Linked DNA regions of Homo sapiens: region 1 is linked to region 2. Evidence: chromatin loops called from intact Hi-C (ENCODE). Cell type or tissue: right lobe of liver. All regions are shown on one strand. Links, peaks and the distances in the headings refer to the core of each region. The heading gives the core; the rest is flanking DNA.

Region 1 (10,464 bases), core at 948-8,947, 200 kb after region 2:
AAGGTAGAGGCTGCAGCGTCAGGGGGCTCGTGTCCCTAAGGACAGAACTGCTCTCCTCAGCTCCCGAGGCCGAGGGAGCGCTGACCTGGCCTGGTTCATCACAAGATCACCACAGACAGAGGGGCCCGCGCCGAGAGCGAGGGAAGCAGCTGCCCCCCAGCAGCTCCAGGGGGGCCTGCCCGAGAGCCCACAGGACGACCTGGGCCAGTGCAGGGCAGAACGCCCATGGTAAACCCCCACAACCTGCCAGGTCCACCCTGCACTCCTCAGGACGCCGGGGTCCCCGCACCTGCAGTCCCCACCCACACTCCTCAGGCCAGGCCTGGGCGGGGGCCCTGGCAGGTGGGGTCCTTAACGAACGGGGTGGCCACAGCCCTACCCTCTGAGGGCATCCCGACCTGGGTGTTCCAACCCCCACTCAGCACGGGGCCCTGGGAGGGGCTGGTTGGGCCCAGCTCCACAATCAGCCTGGGAAGGCGCCGCCCTCAGGCCTCAGAGTGGCCACGGGAAGAGCCCGGGGCCTTCAGGGCCGGGACCACAGACCCCGACCCCAGGAGAGACAGGACACATGACTCTGGGGGCAACACACCCACCTACTCTTACCAGGGGAACTACAGACATCCCTGGCCACACAGACACAGCCCATACCCCCCCCACATCCCACAGTCCCTCGTACACCTCAGGTGAGGTGTCAGACCTGTGGCTGCAGGACAGGCGGTGACCTGCAGGCAAGGCACACATGAGGCGCCTCCTGTCCTGTGGGCTTGCTCTGGAGACAGCGGAGGCACCGCCCCCTGGACAAGGCCAGCAGGCAGTCCACGAATCTGAAGGTCCACAGAGCCCCGAGTCCCCGGCCCCTCCCGACCTCTGCCCCAACCTGGGCTTCCTGCCCACCCTCCCTCCTCCCCTCAACAAACCACACATGCGGGCCATGGCCCTGACATAGGAGGGGCCGCCCAGGCCTCAGATGGGCAGAGGTGTGAGGAACAGGCACCTCAGGGCTCTGGGATCCTCACAGGCTCCAGCCAGCCCTGGGGTCCTGGTGGGGGCACCAGCAAGACCGTGAGAGACGTGTCCAGGAAGAGACAGGCACGTGTTCCATGCACATCCGTGAACCAACCTCTCCCACTAACCTAGGTGTGGCCGCCTCACCGAGACCACCCGAAACGTCCGATTCCCCAAACGCTGGCGGGACAAGGACAGCGGTCAGCAGGAGTGGGCTGCCTGGATGTTTGGGAAGCGGGGGGCCGGCCGGTCAAGGGGAGTCCCTGGCATGGCAAGGCCCTTGCATCCCCATGGGGCCTCCTGAGGAACCCGCGATCTGGGGAGACAGGCAGCTGGGCCAAGGTGTCCAGGGAGTCTTCAGAAAAGGTACACCACCCCCGCCCACCCTCTCAGGGAGCACCTTCCCACCCCACACCTGGGCCCCGCCCAGATGCTCCCCCTCCCTCACGGGGCCCCTCACCTGGCCTCTCCCAGCTCTACTTTCCCTTAAGACATGGCTCTACTCCCAGGATCTCACACACGCACACACACACGTGCACAAACATGCACACGCTTGCCGCTCTGAGCTCAACCTGGGCCTGGCTGTGTGGGGCCGGTTCACCGCTGCATGCCGGACCCAGGACAGTGCTGGGCCCAGGATAGGCGGCTGCAAAGCGAGTGGGCAAATGAAGAGCGAGGGGTCGCTGAAAGGCAAACCACTCCCCGGGGATAGGGCCAGCGCCAGGGGCAGCTGCTGGTGACCACGGAGGAAGCCCACGGCTGCCCGAACCCCGGCCCCAGCAGGATCTACACAGCCAGCTCCAGGGGACTCAAGGGGCGAGCACATGCTAGACCGTGGTTGATGTGCGTGCCCACACATATGCCGGTATCTATCTGCGTACGTGCCCATGACTGACATCAATGTGTGTCCATGTGAGGTCATGTGTATGGTGTGATATCCATGTGTGGTGCCCATGTGTGCCATGTGATACCCGTGTGTGTGTGCTGTGACATCTGTATGTCCCCGTGCGGCCCATGTGTGTGCTGCGATGTCCATGTGTGATGTCTGTGTGGGGTCCACGTGTGTGCTGTGATGTCCGTGTGATGTCTATGCAGGCCTGTGTGAGACCCATGTGTGCTGTGTGAGGCTGTGTGTACTGTGACATCTGTGTGTTATCTGTGCGTGCCCATGAGGCCTGTGTGTGCTGTGATGTCCGTGTGTGATGTCTGTGAGGCCCACGTGTGCTGTGGCGTGTGACATCCGTGCAGGCCCGTGAGGCCCACGTGTGTGCTGTGACATCCGTGTGTGATGTCTGTGTGTGCCACGATGTCTTGTGTGAGGCCTGTATGTGTGCTGTGGTGTTGTGTGTGACATCTGTGCAGGCCCTGTGTGCTGTGACGTCCGTGCAGGCCAGTGTGAGACCCATGGGTGTGTTGTGATATCTGTGTGAGGCTGTGTGCTGTGACATCTGTGTTATCTGTGTGTGCCCGTGAGGTCCACGTCTGTGCTGTGATGTCCATGTGTGATTTCTGTGTGCGCCCGTGAGGTCATGTATACTGTGATGTCTGTGAGGCCCACATGTGTGCTGTGGCATCTATGACATCCGTGCAGGCCAGTATGTGTACTGTGACATCGGTGTGTGATGTCTGTGTGTGCCATGATGTCTGTGTGAGGCCCACATGTGTGCTCTGATTTCTGTGTGAGGCTGTGTACTGTGACATCCGTGTGTTATCTATGTGCCCATGAAGCCCATGTGAGTGCTGTGACGTCCGTGTGTGTTATCTGCATGTGCCCATGAGACCCACGTGCTGTGATGTCTGTGTGAGGCTGTGTGTGCTGTGGCATCCGTGTACGTTATCTGTGTGTGCCTGTGTGAGACCCACGTGTGCTGTGACGTCCGTGCACGTAGGGCACACGCCTGGGACTCCCGGGCCCTGGTGCCTGTGCGCACTCAGTCCTGTCCTGGGTTGGGACCGACACCTGCAGCAGCCCCACCCCGCCCCGGGCCTCTCCTCCTGGGCACAGCTGAAGAGCGGCAGCGCCAGACACAGGGAGGGACACAGGCGTGGAGCTGCGGCCGACGCACCAAGTCCGATGATGCCCAAGGTCTCCCCGCGGATCCTGGCAGCGCCGGACGCCACCTCGCGGATCTGCTCGACGCTCTGGACTCGTGTGCCCTCCCGCAGCGCCTGGTGCAGCCAGGTGGCCCGCCGGTACAGGTTCAGGATGTGGCACAGCGTCGAGTCGGCCGTCTCCTCCACAGACGCCGCGGGCACGTTGCAGACGGCAATGCCTGTGGGGACAAGGACACGGCGGTCACCCCCGGGCCGGGCCCAGCCTCCGGGAGGACACCGGGGCCGCCGTGACTGGAGCGGGTTTGAAGCTTCCCAAGGAAGAAGCCAAAGGCCGTGTCCCCAAGGCCACCCCGGGAGGCCACGAGATGAACACGTTGCTCACAGGTCGGGCGCAACAGAGCAACTCCAGGAGCCCCACCTCCACTTTAGGTTCACGTGGCAGCACACACACGGCAACTGCTCGGTGTGTGGTAGGGCTGGGGTGTGAGACGCTGCCCTGACCCCTCCCGACTCAGCGCTGGCAGCCCAGGAAGAGACAAGCACGTGTCTCCCCGCGTCACCTCGCCACCCCGATTCCTCTCGGGGGTACCCTGCTGGGAGGCTGTGGCCAGGTCAGAATCTGGGTGCCGGCCCCGCCTGCACACCCCTACGTGGACATCCGCACATGTCCTCAGGCCTCCCCCAGGCCCAGCCGGGCCCCGAAGCCCCTTCCGCCCTCCATGCCCCACCCCTGCAGTCGGTAACACTGAAGCTGGAGCCATTCCTGGAAAGCAAGTCCATCCCATTTCTCCCGAGTGGCCAGGCACGCCCATGTGTGACCCCTACTCCCCGCTCCCGGCCTTGTCCCCAGAGACAGGCCCTTCCCCAGCCAGTGCCCCTCCCTGAGCCTATTTACCCTCATCCCTGGCTTGTCCCTGGCCAGGGCCGCCCCTGCACGGCACTTCCCACCCCATCCGGATGATTGCATTCCTGTGTCCGACTGGCCATCCGTCTCCCTGGGGAGGAGGAGGGGGCAGGAGGCCAGGACAGGGCTGCATTCATAGGCCCGGAAGCTGGACAGGACCGTGTGGTTCCGCAAGGGGTCCCGGGGGCCGGGAGAGGGCCTGATGTGGGGCGGCGCAGGCAGGGGCTGCATAGCCCCTAGACACAACTCACTTGGACGTAAAAATGTTAAACAAGGGAGACTGAGGGAGAGCCAAGCCAGGCGCCACACGAGATTGGAACAAAGACCTCCTGAGGGTGGGCCAGATCCCAGGGGTGCCCCAGACCATCCCTGGCTGAAGAACAGAGCCCAGGCCTGGGAAACTCCACGGGTAACAGAGATGGTAAACAGCAGGGACCCCTCAAAAAGCACCAGGCATGCACCCGACACCACACACCCAGGCCTGCACCCGACACCGCAGCCGGCCCTTCCTGGGACGCCACCACAGAGACAAAGGCGGGAGGAGGCTGGCACACAGGTTTGGCCCATGGGCGCCGGCGGAAGCAGCTGAAGCCAGTGCAGGAGACCCCCAGATGGAGGCATGGCTTCCGACACCACCTGCGTCCCCCGCAGGAACACAGACGGTTCCAACTTTGCAATGCCATAAACTGTATCCTAGGAAAAGGGAAGCAAAACCGTGAGGCGCTGGCCAACTGTGGGCAAGGGCAGGGTACAACCTCGCCTGTTACCAGCATCGAGAGGAGGAGAAAAAACAGACCGAGCCTGGCAGAAAACAGAAAGTGCGCTCCAAGCAGGACGGCCAAGCACCGCCCCAAGTTTGTTCTAATGAGTGTCTGTACATGGATGCAGACACATGTGCATGTTCCATGTGCGTGTAGGTGCACGGGTGCAGACGTGCGTGTTCCATGAGTGTTCCATATGCTGAGTGCACAAGCAGAGGTGCATGTGTTCTGTGTGATGAGCATGTGATCCATGTGCTGAGTGCGTGTGCACAGGTGCAGATGAGTGTGCGTGATCCGTGTGCTGAGTGCATGTGCACGGGTGCAGATGAGTGTGTGTGTTCCATGTGCTGAGTGCACATGCACGGCTGCAGATGTGCGTGTTCTGTGTGTGTTCTGTGTGCTGAGTGTGCGTGATCCGTGTGCTGAGTGCGTGTGCACGGGTGCAGATGAGTGTGCAGGATCCGTGTGCTGAGTGCATGTGCACGGGTGCAGATGAGTGTGCGTGTTCCATGTGCTGAGTGCACATGCATGGCTGCAGATGTGCGTGTTCTGTGTGCTGAGTGTGCGTGATCCGTGTGCTGAGTGCATGTGCACGGGTGCAGATGAGTGTGCAAGATCCGTGTGCTAACTGCATGTGCATGGGTGCAGATGAGTGTGCGTGTTCCATGTGCTGAGTGCACATGCACGGATGCAGATGTGCGTGTTCCGTGTGTGTTCTGTGTGCTGAGTGTGCGTGATCCATGTGCTGAGTGCACAGGTGCAGACGTGTGTGTTCTGTGTGCTGAGTGCACACGTACTGGGTTGCAACACGCTGCTGTTCCCGCTGTGTCTCGGGACAGAGACCTATGAGCCCTATTACAGCCATACACTGACGGCCCTGCCCTCACCCCCAGGGTCCCAGTACCCAAGCAAGGGGCACCAGCCAGACATGCATGCAGACCTGTGTGAAGCCACAGCTGGATTTCCTGCTGCCCAAAAGAGAGGAAGTGCCCTGAGATGAGGCTCTGTGAGGAACTGAATGGCTGCAACCTCATGCCGGCCCCAGACGGGACCACGAACCACCGCCAGCCACACCAGGCAATGTGCAACGGGGTCCTCAGTGTGGCAGTGAAGCCTCCATGGACGAAGCAAGACGGGACGGAGCTTGCATGAATGGGCACAGGAGAGAACTCGGAGCCGGCCTACCTAAATCCCCGGCCGACTTGATGTCGATGTTGTCAAAACCACTGCCAATCCGGACGATGATGCGGAGGGCTTTGAACTTCTCCAGGTCCTCCCTGGTGAGAGTGATGGTGTGGTACATCAGGGCCCCCACAGCCTCGTTCAGGACCTGCAGCGAGAAAGCACACAGGCTCAGCCCGGAACCTGAAGACCCTCGGGCTTGGCCTTCGGGGGTGGGGCTGCCCCGGCTGGGAAATTAGCCTGTGGCCCTCAGGCTTGTTCCCCAAGCACCAGCCCGGACACTGGGAGAGGCTACATGAAGGCTTCCCCGCCACGCGCGGCCCCTCAACCTCTGCCCAGGCGTCCTGAGTCCCAGCAATTCCCACCGCAGCCTCCTCAGCCGCATGTAGGCTGCAGGCCGGCACTGGTCAGAGTTGCCCGCTCCCCACTGTGGTGGCTGAGATGTCTCCTTTTGAGCGTGCGCCCCACCGAGACTCTGCTCAGCCTTGTGGAAGAAACGGGGTCCCGCCTGGCGAGGACACAGGAGGGGGGGTGCGGCCACACCCAGGAAGGACACTGAGCAGGTGCAGCTGGGTGGGGTGGCCAGGGAACCTGAGACCTGCAGGCCCGGGGATGCAGGTAGAAAGTGGTAAGTCCCCGCGGCACACAAGCACGTCGGCGGAGGCAGGCAGACGCCACCCAGCCGTAAGGATACATCCACAGGAGCATGCACTGCCCCCGTGTCGCCCAAGAACCTGCCCAGAAATGCTGCCCCTGGCTGGCGAGGCTTGGGTCTGAGCAGTGTTCACAACAGTCACGTTTTTAATTTCAGTGTCCATGACAACTCTTAGACCGGAACAGCTCCCGCGAACAAAGACCTGGCACACAGCACAGCAGCCCAACCCTGGCGCCTCCACTCAGCCAGTACATGGCATCGCTGTGGTCACGGCCAACCCCACCCTGCCAAGGGCTCCCAGTTACCCCCAGCCCAGGGAGGGCAGGGGCAGTGTGGGGTGCAGAGGCACACAGGTGGAGGAAGTGCCCTAGGCCGAAGAACCAGGTGCAGCACTGGGCACAGGGTGGGGATGTGTGTGCACCACCTGCGCATCCACCCACACCCAAACACATCCACCCGCACACGTCCATCCCACACTCCCGTGCATGACAACGCCCACCCACGGGTGCAGAGATGCTCTGTGCGAACAGCCGTGGCTGAGGACACCAGGACATGCAGGCCTCGTCCACATGGGCATGTCCGAGTCCCCGGAGACACCAGTGAGCCTCCCATGTGGACATGACTCCCACCCACCACCTGTCCAGCGGGGCCCCAGGTACTCCTGACGGATCAATGGCGCAGGCTCAGCACAGAGGTTGCCGGGGCCTAGGTGGCGTCTTTCCCTCCCTTCCTGCCGAGCATGGAGCCTGTGGATCCCGGGCGGCAGTGCCTGGGTTGCTGGACCGCAGGGCGTCCTGTGGGAGCTGACCCTGCCTGGGTCCTGGGCAGAGCAGCTGGTGTTGGGCAGGCATACGTGGGCAGGGTGAGGGCAGCCCCCAGGAAGACGCTCACCACCCAGCTGCAACCCCTTCTCCTACAGTGCCCGGACCTCCAGCTTAGCCAGAACAGATGATTCCCTTTGAGGCTGGCACAGCCTCCCTTCCCTCCTGCCCACCGCAGGGGACCTAGAGGAGAGGACCATGGAGGACCACACAGACCAGGGCCACAGCAGAGGCTGGGCAGCAGGGGAGGGGAGCCCTGGGCTAGCCTGGGCATTCTCCAGGAAGAAGGGAAGGTTGGAGCACCTCGGCTGCAGGAGGCAGGGAGGCATCTACCCGGACCACAGAGGAACAGGTGTGTGTAACACTCATCAGTTCATGGACAGGGCTGATGGCTGCCCCGGGCCTCCTGGGAGGGCTTTGAGGCTGCATGCATGCAGACCCCTGGTGCACCAGACGCAGTGTGGACGGGGTGACCCCTGGTGCACCAGATGCAGTGTGGACGGGGTGAACCCTGGTGTACCACACTTGACCAGACGTAGTGTGGACGGGGTGAGGCCACAAGGACAGCATGGGCAGGCAGAGGCCAGCAGTGGGCGACTGGTGCACAGCTGTGGTGGAGGCGAGCGGTGCGGCCAGGAAGACCCCTGCGCTGCGTGGACTGGAGATGGGCGCCCACACACCAAGGAGGTGCTTCGGGCAGCCTGGCAAAGCAGCCGCAGCTAAGAGAGAGTCACCTGCAGATGAAGCTTCGTCGGCACCCACTGTGGGCAGGAGGGGCTGCGCATGCGAGCGGTGGGCAGAGGCGCAGTGGGAGATGGGCCCTGGGGTCAGGGACAGGCCTGGTGCCAGACGTGAGCCCGGGGGGCTGGCCTGGGCAGCTGGATGTGCAGGGGCCACTTCCACAGTGTGTGTGCAGAGGCTCGGCATGGACAGGCTGGACAGACCCACACCACACAGGCTTGTGTGTACGCAGGCAACAGCCTGCTTTCACCCGGAGCACTGGCCACGGGCCTCGAAAAGTCGATTCTGAACCGCGGCACGTCACCTCCCGCACATTCGGAGGAGACAGCGATCAGATTCACGTGAATATGACGAATATTCATCCGCGCAGCCTTAAGGTTGCTTCCTGCATCGGCTCTTCCGTGATGAAAATCTATCTCATCTAGGTAAGCTCGGAGAAGCCGAAGCGTGCGCCGGCCAAGGGCCCTCCTTTGGGCTCCGGGCGCGCCCACCCAGCTGAGCTGTGAAGCGCAAGCTGCCTCCCCGACGAGGCTTTCATCACTTGCCTGTGCACGATTCTTAATACACTTTTTTCAGGTCCTTGCCCTTTTCCCTACTGAATACAGGTTTAACAACATAGTATTAGGTGAAAGCATTCTCACTACAGGAATCTGAACATGGCTGGGGCACCCCATGCCCCGACCTCCACCACGTACCAGGTTGGCCTGTGCTCAGCTGCAGGGCCACAGCTGCTAGCATGTGCGCTTTACCACGTGGCGGCCACGTCATCCACAGGTCCACAGGCCAGGGTGCCACAGCGGCTCAGCCTCAGGGTCTACCTTCCTTTCCCCCTCGTGGCTGCCACGTGGCTGCTCCACCCCGCCTGTTGCATTGGTCTCCCACGGAGAAAGTCTGCAGGAGGTGGGTGCAGCCAGGTGTGTCCCTTTAGATCGGGGCCCAGCAGCCTCCCAGAAACCACCTCAAGCCAACACCCACTGATGTGTCCCCTCCACCGCCAGGGGCTCAGCCCCACTCTGCTCAGTGCCCTCAACTCCAGTGCTCAGAGCAGGCTGGGGAAAGCTGGGTGCCCAGGAAGCTCGGCTGCCACCGGGCTGGAAACAGACCCCAGGACGCTCCTGGTGGCAGCTGGCTCTTGGGGGTCAGGAAGGGGCCCGCCAAGCCCACCTCCTGCCATGCAGTTCTGCCACCTGCTTCTGTGCTCAGGACTCGACGTCGCACTTACCTTTCCAGACCTCGTGCACAGGGGTGGCTTACTCTGTGAAACTGCTGCTCACATCAGGTCACCATCAGGGCAGATGTTTCTCTACGACACGCAGCCACATGCAGGCCCAGGGTGGGGCTGGGCTGAAGACCGCAGGTTTCAGATTTCCAGAGAAACTGCCAAAGCACCATCGAGACCGGCACGGCCGTTTCTATCCCACATGAAGGGCCAGGCCCAGGCTCCCTCAGCACGGCTGGTGCAGGGCTCAGCGCAGGCCAGGCCAGGGGTTACCGGCGGTGCCTGCTGCACCTGTGAGAACCCAGGAGGCGCACCCCGGTTCTCATACACCGCTCTGTCTGTACCAAACGCCACCGCCCTCATCCATTTTCTGTCGGGATTTTTCTGTTTCTACTGATTGGGAGGAGTCTTTGAATATATAAACTTTTTCATTTACTTATTTTACAGACAGGACCTCGCTGGACTGCAGTGGTGTAATCATGACTCGCTGCAGCCTTGACCTCCTAGGCTGAAGCGATCCTCTGGCCTTGGCCTCTGGATACGCTGGGATGACAGGCACAGCCCCTGCACCAGCTCTGAGTGTTATCAGACATTCACCCTTAGGCTGGCACACAAATTGAAAATACCCAACCCCTACCTCTCCCGTTTTTATTTTTTAAATTTATTTTGCTATGTCATTCTTTCTTTTTTTCCTTTTTGAGACAGAGTCTTGCTCTGTTGCCCAGGCTGGAGTGCAGTGACACGATCTTGGCTCACTGCAACCTCTGCCTCTTAGGGTCAAGAGGTTCTCCTGCCTCAGCCTCCTGAGTATCTTGGACTACAGGCGCGCACCACCACGCGTGGCTAATTTCTATATTTTTAGTAGAGACGAGGTTTCACCATGTTGCCCAGGCTGGTCTTGAACTCCTGACCTCAAGTGATCCACCCGCCTCAGCCTCCTAAAGTGCTGGGATTATAAGCGTGAGCTGCTGCACCCCACCTTGCAATGCTGTTACTTCTAATTGCCATTTAATTAAAGTGACCTTTTCCTCTGTAGTATCACATTTTCCACAGAAAACATTGTATGTTCTGTATTGTCATAACCTCAGGTAATAAACACATTCTCTTGCAAGCGTTCCTCT
Region 2 (10,464 bases), core at 927-8,926:
CTGGGTCAGGGGCACTGCACCTCGGCCCCTCTGCTCATCTTGGGCAGGTGACCCAGGTGGAGCTCAGGCCCGAGGTCTGTGCTGGGCCGTGGGTCCCCTTTTGACCGCCCCCCCGGCTCCGGACCCCAAGCCCCTCCTCGCTGACTGTTCCTCGGTCCCACCCGCAGGCCCCCCAAAGATGGCGGACAAGGTGGTCCCACGGCAGGTGGCCCGGCTGGGCCGCACTGTGCGGCTGCAGTGCCCAGTGGAGGGGGACCCGCCGCCGCTGACCATGTGGACCAAGGATGGCCGCACCATCCACAGCGGCTGGAGCCGCTTCCGCGTGCTGCCGCAGGGGCTGAAGGTGAAGCAGGTGGAGCGGGAGGATGCCGGCGTGTACGTGTGCAAGGCCACCAACGGCTTCGGCAGCCTGAGCGTCAACTACACCCTCGTCGTGCTGGGTTAGTCGCTGCTGCGGTCAGAGGTCATGGGCTGGGTTGGAGCCAGGCAGGGGTGTGCAGGAGGGCGGACGGGGACACACCTGGGGCCCGAGAGTCAGCCAGCCCCCGGCAGAAAGCCTTCCTTCGGTGCCCTGCCCCACCTCAGCTGGCTGCACCTCTGCCACCATCCCCCAGGTATCCTGTCCCGTTCCTGTCCCCGTCAGGCTCCAGCCTCGGAGCCTTCCTCCCAGCGGAGGGCGGAGGGTGGAGGGCGGGAGCCGAAGGCAGTGGTCCCACAGAAGGGCTGGGGCCCGAGGCCTTGGCAGGGTGTGCCGGCCGTCGGCTGTGACTTTGAGGCTCGGGTTTCGGAGTTCAGAGGAGCCGCCGGGATGCGTGGCCTTTCTGTTCTCTTCTGCGCCTGGGGCCCGGGCGCTGGGCTTGGACAGGTGTCCAGAGAGACACGCCCTCCATACCTAGGGACCCGGCACCCCGCCTGCTCCGCTGGGCTCCTGGGTGTGGGGCCCTCGGGTGGAGCTCCTGGGAGCTGGGCTGGCCCGTTTCTTTTTTTTTTTTAATTCTACTTTAAGTTTTAGGGTACATGTGCCCGTTTTCTGAATACAGGAGCCTGGCCCAGGCCCCAGCAGGGTCTGGGGGTGCGGCCTGAGACAGCCTGGTCCTGGGCTCAGTGAAGGAGCGGCTGTCACAGGGTGGATGGAGGGGACATTCCACAGCACGCCCTGCCCCTCGGCATTGTGTGGAATGGGAAAACTGGCTGTCCCCCACCCCCACCCCACAGTCCTTTCAAAGGGGACGATGACCGGGTGGTATGAGAGTCTCGTCTGTTCACCAGCCCTCGGCCCCTTGATGTAGGCTAGGGTTACTGCAGCTGCTGGCCGGGCCCGGCTCCCTCCTCCCCCGGGGCCTGCAGACCCCCCGGAGCCAGAATGGGGGCCGGCCCTCCAGCCCCACCCGTGCCCATCAGGGTCACCTGCGCCCAGTGTGGGCCAGCGGCCCTTGCCCAGCTGTCCCTGGGATTCTGGGCTGTGGGTGTGTGGCGCAGCCCCCTGCCTGGGTGTCCAGGGCTGTCCCGGCTGGGGCTGGGGGAGCTAGAGGCCACGGGGGAGTTGGGGGAGCTCCTCAGGGCCCCCCTCACCTGCCCTCCCTGTGCACCTCCGTCTCTCTGCAGATGACATTAGCCCAGGGAAGGAGAGCCTGGGGCCCGACAGCTCCTCTGGGGGTCAAGAGGACCCCGCCAGCCAGCAGTGGGGTGAGCAGGGGGTGACGGGGGTGGGGGGCGTCCGTCTGTCCCGGCCCCTTGGCTGCATCCCCGTCCTCTGACCTCCACGCCACCCCACCCCGCAGCACGACCGCGCTTCACACAGCCCTCCAAGATGAGGCGCCGGGTGATCGCACGGCCCGTGGGTAGCTCCGTGCGGCTCAAGTGCGTGGCCAGCGGGCACCCTCGGCCCGACATCACGTGGATGAAGGACGACCAGGCCTTGACGCGCCCAGAGGCCGCTGAGCCCAGGAAGAAGAAGTGGACACTGAGCCTGAAGAACCTGCGGCCGGAGGACAGCGGCAAATACACCTGCCGCGTGTCGAACCGCGCGGGCGCCATCAACGCCACCTACAAGGTGGATGTGATCCGTGAGTGTGGCCCCGGGCGCTGGCGGGCGGGGGGTGCTGGTGGGCGGGGGCGCTGGCGGGCGGGGGTGCTGGTGGGCGGGGGCGCTGGTGGGCGGGGGCACTGGCAGGGCTTGGGGGTGGTGGGCTGGGGGTGCTGGTGGGCCCAGGGTGCTGGCGGGGTAGAGTCCGGCGCGGCCCAGGAGCCATGCCCGCGTGCCACGTTCCCACAGAGCGGACCCGTTCCAAGCCCGTGCTCACAGGCACGCACCCCGTGAACACGACGGTGGACTTCGGGGGGACCACGTCCTTCCAGTGCAAGGTGCGCAGCGACGTGAAGCCGGTGATCCAGTGGCTGAAGCGCGTGGAGTACGGCGCCGAGGGCCGCCACAACTCCACCATCGATGTGGGCGGCCAGAAGTTTGTGGTGCTGCCCACGGGTGACGTGTGGTCGCGGCCCGACGGCTCCTACCTCAATAAGCTGCTCATCACCCGTGCCCGCCAGGACGATGCGGGCATGTACATCTGCCTTGGCGCCAACACCATGGGCTACAGCTTCCGCAGCGCCTTCCTCACCGTGCTGCCAGGTGCGCGGCTGCCACGCCACGCCACACCATGCTGGTGCCCGGACCCGCCCCCTGGGCCCGGCGTCCCACCCACCGGGTGGGGCCCCACCCTTCCCTCCCGGGCCGTGCTGGCCAGGTCATCTGCCGAGGGAGGGCAGCCCAGGGGCACCGTCTCCACAGCCCCTGGGATGGGTCTGGGGTGCTCTCCTGGTCTTTGTGTCGGCGTTCCCCTCCCTACCTCCTTTCCTCTCGCTCTTGCAGACCCAAAACCGCCAGGGCCACCTGTGGCCTCCTCGTCCTCGGCCACTAGCCTGCCGTGGCCCGTGGTCATCGGCATCCCAGCCGGCGCTGTCTTCATCCTGGGCACCCTGCTCCTGTGGCTTTGCCAGGCCCAGAAGAAGCCGTGCACCCCCGCGCCTGCCCCTCCCCTGCCTGGGCACCGCCCGCCGGGGACGGCCCGCGACCGCAGCGGAGACAAGGACCTTCCCTCGTTGGCCGCCCTCAGCGCTGGCCCTGGTGTGGGGCTGTGTGAGGAGCATGGGTCTCCGGCAGCCCCCCAGCACTTACTGGGCCCAGGCCCAGTTGCTGGCCCTAAGTTGTACCCCAAACTCTACACAGACATCCACACACACACACACACACACTCTCACACACACTCACACGTGGAGGGCAAGGTCCACCAGCACATCCACTATCAGTGCTAGACGGCACCGTATCTGCAGTGGGCACGGGGGGGCCGGCCAGACAGGCAGACTGGGAGGATGGAGGACGGAGCTGCAGACGAAGGCAGGGGACCCATGGCGAGGAGGAATGGCCAGCACCCCAGGCAGTCTGTGTGTGAGGCATAGCCCCTGGACACACACACACAGACACACACACTGCCTGGATGCATGTATGCACACACATGCGCGCACACGTGCTCCCTGAAGGCACACGTACGCACACACGCACATGCACAGATATGCCGCCTGGGCACACAGATAAGCTGCCCAAATGCACGCACACGCACAGAGACATGCCAGAACATACAAGGACATGCTGCCTGAACATACACACGCACACCCATGCGCAGATGTGCTGCCTGGACACACACACACACACGGATATGCTGTCTGGACGCACACACGTGCAGATATGGTATCCGGACACACACGTGCACAGATATGCTGCCTGGACACACAGATAATGCTGCCTTGACACACACATGCACGGATATTGCCTGGACACACACACACACACGTGTGCACAGATATGCTGTCTGGACACGCACACACATGCAGATATGCTGCCTGGACACACACTTCCAGACACACGTGCACAGGCGCAGATATGCTGCCTGGACACACGCAGATATGCTGTCTAGTCACACACACACGCAGACATGCTGTCCGGACACACACACGCATGCACAGATATGCTGTCCGGACACACACACGCACGCAGATATGCTGCCTGGACACACACACAGATAATGCTGCCTCAACACTCACACACGTGCAGATATTGCCTGGACACACACATGTGCACAGATATGCTGTCTGGACATGCACACACGTGCAGATATGCTGTCCGGATACACACGCACGCACACATGCAGATATGCTGCCTGGGCACACACTTCCGGACACACATGCACACACAGGTGCAGATATGCTGCCTGGACACACGCAGACTGACGTGCTTTTGGGAGGGTGTGCCGTGAAGCCTGCAGTACGTGTGCCGTGAGGCTCATAGTTGATGAGGGACTTTCCCTGCTCCACCGTCACTCCCCCAACTCTGCCCGCCTCTGTCCCCGCCTCAGTCCCCGCCTCCATCCCCGCCTCTGTCCCCTGGCCTTGGCGGCTATTTTTGCCACCTGCCTTGGGTGCCCAGGAGTCCCCTACTGCTGTGGGCTGGGGTTGGGGGCACAGCAGCCCCAAGCCTGAGAGGCTGGAGCCCATGGCTAGTGGCTCATCCCCACTGCATTCTCCCCCTGACACAGAGAAGGGGCCTTGGTATTTATATTTAAGAAATGAAGATAATATTAATAATGATGGAAGGAAGACTGGGTTGCAGGGACTGTGGTCTCTCCTGGGGCCCGGGACCCGCCTGGTCTTTCAGCCATGCTGATGACCACACCCCGTCCAGGCCAGACACCACCCCCCACCCCACTGTCGTGGTGGCCCCAGATCTCTGTAATTTTATGTAGAGTTTGAGCTGAAGCCCCGTATATTTAATTTATTTTGTTAAACATGAAAGTGCATCCTTTCCCTCCAGGCTGGTGTTTCTGCCCATGTCTACATGCACGTGTGCATGCTCGTGTGTGCTCACATTTGTGCCTGTGTGTCAGGCCTGGTCTCCAGAACCAGCAGCCTAACCCTCTTGGAGTCCCCTCGCTGGGCCAGAGCCACAGGGGCTGAGAACTGCACCTCCCGGCGGGAGAGTTTGGGTATACTGGGCTTCGGTGGTGTTGGGCGTGAGCACTGCCCACATGCCTGGCCAGGCCTGCGTCCTGCACCCCTGTCCCAGCGGCGCCCTCTCTGTGTCCTGGGGCTGGCACCTATGGCCCTCAGTGCAGGGCCTGGCCACTCCCCAGCCCCTCCTCAGGCTTTGGTGGGTGGCCCTACAGGAGGCAGCAGACTGGCCTCAGAGCTGGGGATGGGGCCAGGCTCAGGTCACCTCTGACCTCAGGGCTCCGTCCGAGTGCCCTCCCAGCCACCCTGCGGTGCTGCGACGGTGGCCGACCCCATCTTACCCGGTCAGCAGGAGGGGTGGGGCTGCCAGCTCCACCCGGGGCCCTTGCCTGCCGGGGGTTCCGTTAGCCTCGTAAGAAAAGGCACCGGGGCCCCTCGTGCATTCAGCAAAGCGTGAGGCCCACTGCGTCCCCGGAGCCTGGTCCTGCTGGCGTGCAGCGCGCTTCCTGACCCGCTCTGGTTCTGAGAGCTTTTCCCTGGAGGAAGCTCACCCTGCCTGGCTTCAAAGACGACAGGTGGGCTCTGGGGAGAGGTGTCAGGGACCTCTCCCCAACTGGAGCTTCTGGGGACCCCATGGCTTTCAAGATGTCCCCTTTTTGTTCTCTGTCCTCCCCAGGGTAGACCCTACTTCTCTCCCCTGAGGAAGTCCTGACTCCTTGGACGGTGACAGCTTCAGGCATGGCCCTGGTAAGGGCTGCGTGTGGCTGATGGGTGCTGTGGGAGGCCTGGCCACCCTGACTGGGGGACAGTGGGGGCTCCACGCGGCCCACAGCTGGCAGCCAAACAGATGTTCCCCAGACAGGACAGGCTGCAGGCCGACGCCTGGTCGGGTTTCAGTCTGGAGTAGGGGAGGGTGGAAGGGAGACCTCAGGCGTCTGGCCACCTTGGGCAGCAGGGAGGCCTCAGGCAGCGGGTCATGGGGTTGCAGAGGACAGGCTGCCCCTCCCCAGGGAGTGGGCGGAGGGATGGGCAGTCCGAGAGGGCTGTCCCCTAGAGCCTCTGAAGGAGACACTGGGACCGCAGACCCCACGCCTGCACCCTGCCTGCTGTGAGGTCCAGGCCCCCACTCAGGGCCACCCTTGACTTGTGGTCCAGCCCATCTTGCGCCTGCCCACAGGAGGTGCTGACTAGTGCTGTGTGGTCCTCAACGGACAGGTCTGGCACAGCCTAGCCTCTGGGTCTTGGGCTCTGGACTTTGTCATGCTGTGGCCACGTTGGATGCCAGGCTGGGCAGGGGGACCCCAAGGAGTCAGGACAGACCCATCTCCTGCCTATGGGGCCCCAGCCACCCCCGGGCCAATAGCCTGGAGCTCAGACCCCTCAGTCCTTCCCTAGCCTTCCTCAGGGGCTGCCTGGAGCCCCTGCTTTCTCCCCTGCGACTTCCAGACCCTTCCCCCTTGGCCGTCCAGTCCCGAGAGCCTTGCTCCCGCCCCCACGCCCCTCTGTTCGGCGGTCTCCAGCCTGAGCCTGCCGGGGCCCTGCCCTGTGGACGCCTGGCCTGTGTTCCTGGCTGTCTCTTGCCTGGCCCTGCCCCGTGGACTCCTGTCCCCGTGGCTCCTGTCCCCCCACCAGCCACACGGCCATCCCGATGCCGTTTCCCGCATCTCCGTCACGGCAGCACGCGTCTGTGCCCTGCGCCGGCTCCCTCGTCACATCTGCACGTCCACACTCCCAAGAACAAAATTGCGTTCCCCTCCCCTCCACGTGCAGGAGGCCTGGGAGCACAGAGGCCCCGTGTGCTTCGAGGACTTGAGGCAGGAGGCGGGCAGAGGCGCCCAGGGCGTGAGTGTGGCCAGCAGGACAGAGGGCAGGACTGCGCTTCTGACAGTGGTCTGCTCCGGCCAAGCACCTGAAAGATGGGGAGCCCTTCACCCCAGGCTCACTGGCCAGGAGGCTCGAAGGGCCGGGTGGGGCTTGTGGGAGGTGGGGGTGCCGCTCTGTGGGCCCCGTCTCACCTGTCCTGCCCGGGTCACCTGCACACCATTGCACCATGGGGGCTCCAGGCCCAGGAAGAGACCGACACACACGCGTCGGGAGGCTCCTTGGGGGCCAGCGGGCTTCTGGGCAATGCCCTTGCAGGGGTGGGGCTGGGGCATGGAATCTGAGGGGCAGGGCGACCGAGGGGGCCCAGGGAGAAGGGAGGAGCCCAGAGTGGCAGCCGTCTCCCCAGGGAGGGGCTGCACCTGGGGCTTCCTGGCTCTTCCACTGTCACCCTTCACGTGGGCAAGACCAGGTCCCATGCCCTTGGCCACCACAGGAAGGTCATGGGGCAGCTCGTGCTGTGGGGACGGGAACAGGGCTGGGCACCCGTCCCTGGCTCTGTCCTGGGCTGCTGGTGGTGTGGGTTGTAGTGGTGGGGGTTGCAGCCCAGGAGTCAACGGAGGGGACCTGGCTGTGTCCTCAGGGCGGCCCCCAGGCCAGGCCCTTTGGGTACGAGATGGTGGTGCCCGGGGGAGGCTCAGCATGGCGGGGCAGGGTGTGGGCACGGGGCCAGGCCCATGGTCCTCCCTGGCCCTGTCCTGGTGGTGATAAGCTGCTTCCCTGTAAAGCCCGGCTAACTTGAAAGTGCTGCCCAGGCTCCAACACCCCCGGGTGTGACCCGCCCCCGCCCGGCCCTCCTGGCTTCAAAGGGGTGCCCATAAGCCGCCTGCAGCTGTCCCGGGGGTGCCTGCGTCTGCTGCCAGGGACAGGGTGGCAGCATGAGGCAGAGATAGGGGATGTGGGCAGCCCCACCCAATGGGCCCGTGGGTCAGAGGACCTGGCCAGAGATCACAGCCTTGTCCCAGGCCGAGGCTGGGGGCTGGGGGACCGGGTCAGGAACGTGGGACGAGGAGCACAGATGGGGCCCAAGCCAGGAAGAGGGGTGCAGGCCAGGAAGAGGGGTCCAGGCTGTGTGCTCGGGGTGCACGATGGGACTCCCCGCACAGCAGAGATCCGGCCCTGGGACACAAGGCTCCAGGACGCAGGGACCAGCCAAGCCTCCCTGGGGCACTGTGTGGGCCCCGGACCTGCTGTGGGGCTGGGGTTTGCCAGGGGTCCCCCAGGATTTGAACATGGGAGCACCTCCTGGAGGCAGAGGCAGGGAGGCCACAGGGCCAAGTGTGTGGGGCACTGGGCCCCTCGGGCTGGGCTGGGACAGTCCCCCTCCCATGGCTGGAGCTAGCTTCTGGTAGGAGAAGCTTCCAGATGTCCCGGGGGACAAGAGTGCTGGGTGGAGCCACGCTGGGTGAGGCGGGGCAGGGACGCGGTGGGCGGGGCCTGGTGGTCTCGGGCTCTCTGTGCCCTGTGCTGGCCTCACAGTGTGCCCGGCCCAGGTGGCTGCCTGGGTTGGGGAAGGGGCTCTCCTGGGGGCTGGTGGGGCCTGGCGGGTCCTGGGCCTCAGCCACACAAGACCCAGGCCTGTGTTCCAGGGCTCTGGGTTGCCGATGAATTTTAGGTTTGCATTGCAGTGCCTGAGGAGAGACGCCAGTCCCTGAGAAACACCGGCTCTGCCCAGGGGCCGCACTCGCCACCGTTGGCCTCCTCTGCTCGGCCTGTCTCTCCCTTGCCTCTGCCTTGGGAGGAGTGTGGCCAGCGAGGGGATGCAGGTGGGTCTCCCCGGAAGGCTCCCGCCACTGTGCTGGCAGCTGCATGCTGGGCCTGAGTGGGTGTGGCCAAGGCTGGGGCTCCCTGTGGGCTCTTGAAGCAGAGGCGGCCTTGGCCCCATGGGAGGGTTTCCCATTCCCTTCCGCAGCCTTGGGCAGGAGCCCAGGTGGGTCTAGGGGCTGGGCCCACCTCTGGCCTCGTGACCCAGGCCGGCTTTGACACACGTGGGAGGTGAGGGTGCCACTCTGTGGGTCCCGATCATGCCCGTTCTACACTAGTCACCTGCAAAGCCTGCTGCTCCCCTGTCCCCCAGTCCCCCAGTGCCACCCAGAGAGCCACCCTCGCGCCACACAGGCTGGTCAGGCAGCCTCTTTGTGACCTGTGCCCTGGCTCCACTGGGGCTGTTCCTCCTGGTCAGCCCCTTCCCCAGTCGCCTGGTCACTGCCTGACTGTATGCAGCTCCTCAGCAGTCCTGACCCCATGGGCAGCTCTGTCCTCAAGCACCAGCTCCACCTGCTAGAGCCCAACCAGGGCAGAGAGAGGTCCTCCTAATTCAAGCCCCCCAGGGCACCCCAGCTCTCTTCAATCCTTGCCTGGGCTCCAAGGCCCCCAGACCCAGGTTCCTGGGCTCGAGGGTCTGTGCAGGGGCAGGGGCCACCCACTCAGGCAGTTTGATTCAGTGACTGGGGAGAAGGGGGGCTGGTGGCCGCAGGGTGGGGCTGGGGGCCCCTGGAGCAGCTGCCATGTTCTGAGGCTTCCTTGTCCCCATGGCAGAGTGCTGGGGTGGCCAGGCTTGGCACGCAGCACCCAACACGGTGGAGAGAGTGCTTAACCTGGGGTCAAAAGGTGGCCTCTCTGGCCCCCTCACCCTGAACCTCAGCCTGGGTCACGGCAGGGCCTCTGCCTGGGGGCCGAATTCAGGGGTCCTGCTGGGAGCATGAGTCCTGAGTACAGTGGGGCTGGGGCACTTGGGGGGCTCCTGCAGCCTGAGAGATGGGGACCAGTGGGCGCCCAGGGACATCCAGCCCTGCAGGATGCTGTGACGGACGCCAGGTCCCACCTGTCTCCCCGTGCCGGTGTGTCGACTGCAGCAGGAACTCCCTGGTGTCCAGCAGAAAGACCGGGACTCGGAGGGTGGCCAGAGTGTCATTTTATTCTCTTTAACAGGAGGTCTGGCCACCAGTCCTGGCCTCTGGTGATTTGGCCAGGGCCACAGCCGACAAAAGGGGTGGTGAAGCTCCACTCTCCACAGAGGGACCCAGGGACCCTGAAAAGACCTCAGATGCCCTGAGACCCCTGAGGAAGGCAGGGCCAAGAGAGTGGGCACGGCCGTCCTGGGAGCCCAGGGCCCAGCTGCTAGGATCCCGGAGCCAGGGGCTGCCGCAGGGCAGCCCTGGATGTGCCCTCCTGGGCACGCAGGCCGACATGGATTCTGTGGCTGAGGCCGTCAGCGTGTGAAAGCCACAGACACAGGCGGGCCCGGAGTGCCTGTCCACCCCGAGGCGCCTGCCCTGGCCCGGCCTCTCCTTCCTGGGTGTCGGAAGACCTTCATCTATGCCCCTGCCCTGTACCCGCTCAGTGGGCTGAGCACGGGCAGGGTGTGGTTCTGAGGGGCAACCCCACCAGCCTGCTTGGGCCCCAGCGTCTTCTCAGCGTCTGCCTCCTGTGAAAACCTTCCACTCAGTAAAGGAGCACAGTAGGTTGGTTGCCGGGCCAGGCTGGGGGCACAGTGGCTGCTGGGGGCCGAGGCGGCTCCTGGGGTGTGTCCTCTGGGAAGATGCTCTCTGCCTCAGGGCTGGGCGCAGCCGTGTGCCTTGT

Evidence for each region. Hi-C counts contacts between places; a loop is a spot of excess contacts. Peaks named below come from ENCODE experiments on the same cell type or tissue, not always from the same donor. Only the 100,000 strongest peaks of a DNase experiment are listed, where the experiment ranks them.
Region 1: a loop joins it to region 2, with 2.0 times the contacts of the local background. A loop is called at or near these places in 2 of 110 quality-filtered maps.

What each region holds. Positions count from the first base shown.
Region 1 is chr4:1,222,289-1,232,752 of GRCh38, forward strand. It overlaps CTBP1 (C-terminal binding protein 1), which reads right to left. Exons shown (of 10, transcript NM_001012614.2): 4 at 5,911-6,055; 5 at 3,072-3,278. Among named protein-coding and RNA genes, the nearest start is that of CTBP1-AS, 17 kb to the left of the region's middle. In right lobe of liver, for the core only: no CTCF peak of the experiment used is centred there; a DNase peak (open chromatin) is centred at 3,954; H3K27ac peaks cover 1,616 bases.
Region 2 is chr4:1,022,036-1,032,499 of GRCh38, forward strand. FGFRL1 (fibroblast growth factor receptor like 1) reads left to right here. Exons shown (of 7, transcript NM_001004356.3): 3 at 168-440; 4 at 1,606-1,686; 5 at 1,782-2,066; 6 at 2,276-2,629; 7 at 2,870-4,863. The coding sequence ends at 3,312. Among named protein-coding and RNA genes, the nearest start is that of FGFRL1, 16 kb to the left of the region's middle. RefSeq lists enhancers at 3,710-4,211, 4,212-4,711. In right lobe of liver, for the core only: no CTCF peak of the experiment used is centred there; a DNase peak (open chromatin) is centred at 4,380.